2 separate regions of the Homo sapiens genome follow, and region 1 is linked to region 2. A link is an interaction called in ENCODE POLR2A ChIA-PET data of the cell type or tissue named here. Cell type or tissue: Caco-2. All regions are shown on one strand.

Region 1 (2,500 bases), 78 kb before region 2:
ATGTTGAGTAGGCTGACAGGGAGGAGGAAGACAAGGGGTTCATCTTGTTGTTTCAAGAGTGTCAGAGGTAGAAGAGGTAGAGGAGGAGGAGGAAGAAGGGGCAGGAGAAGCGGGGACACTTGGTGTAACTTTATGTAAATATAATGTAATTTTTGTCTGAAATTTTTGCTTTTATATTTCTCTAAAAATGTCTCTATTTGGTACCAAGTCTTCTTCCACTGTTTGCTTTAGTCTCAGGGCTTCATATCATAGACAGGTCCATGTTGTAAAAGAAGTAAAAAACAGTGTTGAATAATCAGAACCCTTCGGTCAGATTGCCTAATGTCCATTGTTTTGTGGCACTGGCTCTTCTATGTCTTTTTCCTCATTGTCTGGCACTGGTTCAGAAGCACTCCTCTCCATCAAATCGTCTTCTGTTCATTCCTCTGTCTGTTAGCTTCTTTTTGTTGTTGTTTTCAGGTTTTTGGGAAAGATCTGATTTTAGTTGAAAAAGCAGAGGAAACCCCATACAGTGCCCTGTTTTAGGCTTTAGCCCTATCACTCTCATGAGCCTCAGTTTTACGAGGTGCAGACCCTAAGGTCCTTCCCACCCCCGCGAGACACCTGTTAGGGTGAGGTGAGAAATCAGCTGGGGGGAGCAGAGCCACTTATGGCCAAGTGGAATTGTTCCGAGGGGTTGGTTAGTAAGCAGGAGGGTGAAAGGGGAGAAGAAAACTACACACAGGGGTTGAGCACCTCCAGCGAAAGAAGGCAAGGCATACAAATCTCTTACCACTAGGGAAAGTATCCCAGTCCGAATCACATGGCACCAAAATATGTTACGGGTGGCGAATCCGTATCCATAGGAGTCTGCAGCAACCTCAATTCTTGCCTCCTCAGAGGAAAGAATTTGACTGAGGGGCATAAGGCAGAAGGAGAGACTGAGGCAAGTTTTAGAGCAGGAGTGAAAGTTTATTAAAAAGCTTTAGAGTGGAAATGAAAGGAAGGAAAGTACACTTGGAAAAGGATCAAGCAGACAACTTGAAAGGCAAGCTCCTGAATTTTTCCAAGATGCATATCTTGAAACTCTTCAACCCCTCTCACCCCCTACCACCTTTCTTACCATATTCACAATATCAATCATGATTTTCTTTTTTTTTTTTTCTTTTTCCTTTTTCAGACAGAGTCTTGCTCTGTCACCCAGGCTGGAGTGCACTAGTGTGATCTTGGCTCATTGCAACCTCCACCTCCCGGGTTCAAGTGATTCTCCCGCCTCAGCCTCCTCCTAGATAGCTGGGATTACAAGTGTGTATCACCATGCCCAGCTAATTTTCTTTGTATTTTGAGTAGAGATGGGGTTTTGCCATGTTGGTCAGGCCGGTCTCTAACTCCTGACCTCAAGTGATCTGCCTGCCTCGGCATTCCAAAGTGCTGGGATTACAGGTGTGAGCCACCGCACCTGGCCCATTCATGATTTTCTTGATTGGACCTGTTATAAATTCTATGAAGTCATGAAGTCATGCACAACATCTGAACACAGTTTTCTCCAGCAGGAATTTATTGTTTTAAGCACCGTGGCTTTCACAGCTTTTTCTATAATAACAATGGCATCTTCAATGGTGTAATCTTTCTAGACTTTCTTTTTTCTTTTTTTTTTTTTTTTTTGAGACGAAGTCTCGTTCTGTACCAGGCTAGAGTGCAGTGGCACAATTTCGGCTCACTGCAACCTCCGCCTCCTGGGTTCAGTCGATTCTCCTGCCTCAGCCACCCAAGTAGATGGGACTACAGGCGTGCGCAACCATGCCCAGCTAATTTTTGTATTCTTAGTAGAGACAGGGTTTCACCTTGTTGGCCAGGACGGTCTCGATCTCTTGACCTCGTGATCCGCCCACCTCGGCCTCGCAAAGTGCTGAGATTACAGGTGTGAGCCACTGCGCCCAGCCTCTTTCTAGACTTTCATAATGTTCTACCAGCTTTTTTTTCGGCATTGTTGGCAATCATTTCCATAGAGCACTGCATGTGATGAACCTTGAAGGTCCTTATGACTGCCTGATTTAGAGTCTGAACTAGAGATGTTGTGCTTGGGGGCAAGTAGAACACTTTGACTTCAGTATTGAACTGATGGGGTTCTGCATGGCCGGGGCATTGTCCAATATCAAATGTATGTTAAAAGGCAGTCTCTTACTGGCAAGGTACTTCCTAACTTCAGGGACAAAGCATCAATGGAACTAGTCCAGAAAAAGGGTTCTTGTTGTCCAGGCCTTCTTGTTCTACAACCAAGAGACTCGTAGCTGGTGTTTATCCTTTTCCTTCAAGGCCCAGGGGCTAGCAGCTTTATAGATAAGGGCAGTCCTGATCAGAAACCCAACTTATTTGCACAAACAGTAGACTTAACTTATCCCTTCCTGCCTTAAATCCCAGTGCTTGCTTCTTTTCCTTACCAATGTCCTTTCTGACTCCCCCCTCCCCCAGAATAGGGCACTTTTGTCTACATTTAAAACCTGTTCAGGCAGTTATCCTT
Region 2 (2,500 bases):
ACTTCAGCTCTGGAGAGACCAAGGGAGGCATCTGCCTTCTCCTTGGAAAAGAGCACGAAGGCAAGCTGAGAGCTGCCTCTGCCTAGCCCTGGGAGTGGAATAACTTGGTCACACTTGTGTCCATGCACCTGGGTGCTGCTGCTGGTAGGGTCACCGGGGACCCGTCAGGGGAGGGTGATGGGGAATCCCGGTGCCCCGGGGTCCACATGAGCTCCCTGCCGGCTGCAGCCTAAGGCACAGCACTCAGAAATTCAGCAAACACACTCACAGGAGCGCCAGCGCAAGCACCTCCGGCGCGCCGCGTGGTGCACTGACCTAATTGAAAGTGTCAGGCCAGCAAGTCCCACGTAACATCAAAGGACAGTCAGCGAGAAAGGAAGGACAGGTCCACTGGCGGCAGCGCTGGCTGGGTGGGGGCCCCGTGGGGGCGGAGAGGAGACAGGAGGAAGCCTTGGGGTCCCCAGCAATATGTGGGGATGCCAGGCATCCCCCCTACCCTGAAGCCTGGGCAGTCCTTGGTAACATTCCAGAGTCTCCAGCCTCCCCTCCCCCATCTGCCGTTTAAATCACGTGCTTTGAGGCAGTGAGTTTTAGCTCAGAGGCTGGCTGGAACGTGGCGGTAGCTGTCAGCTCATAGGAGGGGGGAAGCTTGGGTCCTGCTGCTGGGGGGCCTGCTGCATGCCAGCCAGGGTCTTCTGTGGGTGCTAACACAGCCCCTCTTGCTGGTACTTTTCCACTGGTAATGGGCAAGAGACTCCTGTTCACTTATTTCTACATTTCCCTGGTTGACTTATTTATTTTTACCTATCTTCCCCAACAAGAAGTCAGGCAGAAACCAACAGCACAGAGCAGCCTGGAAGCTGGCACTCCCCCATGGCCCGACTGATCCTCGTGGTGGAAAGTTTAGTGCTAATCACCCCCTAAAGACCCCTCCTGCCCTCTGGGGAAGCCAGTGCCCCTGCACTTTGGGGAAGGTGGCACTGTGCCCCAGGCCATGTGCGCCAGGCCAGGGAGATGCAGGCATCAGGGATACTCTGAGGGAACTTGGCCCTGCTGCAGGCACAGGCTTCCCCTGGGGTCCTGGGACCACTGCCTCCACAGGGGAGAATAGCAGGCCCAGGCAGAGGCTGAGCTCCCCCAGAAGCCAGGGAACGGGGGGGACATGGGCAGGGCTATGACCCCAGGGCTCTGGCGAGGGAAGCGTCAGACCTGGAAGTGTTGGAGGGTCTCCATGGTCAGAAAGCCATTCCCATGCGGCCACTGCAGTGCTGCACGGGGAGGCTTCCTGGGAGCCCCACGGCCTGAGACAGGGGGTCCTAGAAACTCTGACCCCACTCTTTCCCAAAGACCCTGACAGAGCCCCATCTGCCCTCTGCTTCTACCTGTCCTCAGGTGGGGTGGGGCGGGGCTCATCCCTTTGCGAGGGCCTCACTGTACTCAGGGCTGATCTTTTATCACTGAACACTGGCAGCAAAGGCCTGTCCCCAGTTATCTCAGCGAGAGGGCTGAAGGTATGCTCCCCCTGCAGGAGAGCAGGGCTGGGAGAAGTCACGTGGGGCAGAGGGCCACGCTCCCACCCCTGCTGTGTGACCTCCATCAACTGCCACTTAGGCAGAGGCTTCTCTCTCAGCCTCAGTGTTCTAATCAAGAAAATGAAGCAGCAAATTCTAGGGTTTGATCTCCAGCTGAAAATTCTGGGGTTTGATGAAATCTTCCACCCAAGGAATATTTGTTGGAGCACCTACTATATCCTTAGTGTGTATCTGTTCTTCTAGGACTTGAGTGGCAGCAGCCAACGCAGCCAGGGAGGGCTTCCTGGAGGAGGGTCCTTGGCAACTCAGCCTGCAGGAGCAGAGGCCTGGCTGGAGTCTCCACCTCCAGCAGCAACACTGAGCTCAAACAAGATGGCAGCCCTGGAACCCCATTCCCTGCCTATGCTCGGGGGGAGAGGGGGAAGCGCCCCTGCTCTGGTGCTGCCTGGGGTGTGGGGACCACGGGCTCACTGAGCAGTGCAGCCCAACTTTCTCCCTGACTCTCTAAAGGCAGGCAGCGGAGTGGAGTGGTGACAGACGATGGGCTAGTGGGGAGTTCTGGAAGGCGACTGGATTTACAGGAAACTCTGGAAAGCTCAAAAATACCAATGGTGCAGAGGAGAAGAGCTGCCAGGCTCCTGAAGACAGGCGCTCATCGCTGCATCTCCTGACACCTGTGTGGTCCTGAGGACCCAGTAGACACTCAATAAGTGGTCCTTGGCTAAAAGTCACTGCAGTCCCCGGCACATTCTTGGTATACCGTCGGCACTCGATAGATGAGTATGGAAGGGGTATTATTTCCCAGCTGTGCTGCAGCCACGCCTGCCGTCCAGCCCAGGGTCCACTTGGGAAGGCCAGCCTCCGTGCCAGGGTGCCCCTCTGGCCTGGCATGGCTGCCTGGGTGGGGGATGGCAGGTGGTCCTCAGCAAGGCTGCCAGACCCTGGCCGTGAAGTCCACCTGGGGAGGT

The links. ChIA-PET counts read pairs that join two places held together with the same protein. Peaks named below come from ENCODE experiments on the same cell type or tissue, not always from the same donor. Only the 100,000 strongest peaks of a DNase experiment are listed, where the experiment ranks them.
Region 1: POLR2A ChIA-PET joins it to region 2 with 5 read pairs; 2 of 35 experiments call an interaction of 5 or more read pairs at or near these places.

Annotation. Positions count from the first base shown.
Region 1 is chr14:90,477,567-90,480,066 of GRCh38, forward strand. No RefSeq gene overlaps it. Among named protein-coding and RNA genes, the nearest start is that of LINC00642, 24 kb to the left of the region's middle. In Caco-2, no CTCF peak of the experiment used is centred here; no DNase peak of the experiment used is centred here.
Region 2 is chr14:90,555,763-90,558,262 of GRCh38, forward strand. The region is part of intron 19 of TTC7B (tetratricopeptide repeat domain 7B); the gene reads right to left. Among named protein-coding and RNA genes, the nearest start is that of TTC7B-AS1, 86 kb to the right of the region's middle. In Caco-2, no CTCF peak of the experiment used is centred here; a DNase peak (open chromatin) is centred at 1,449.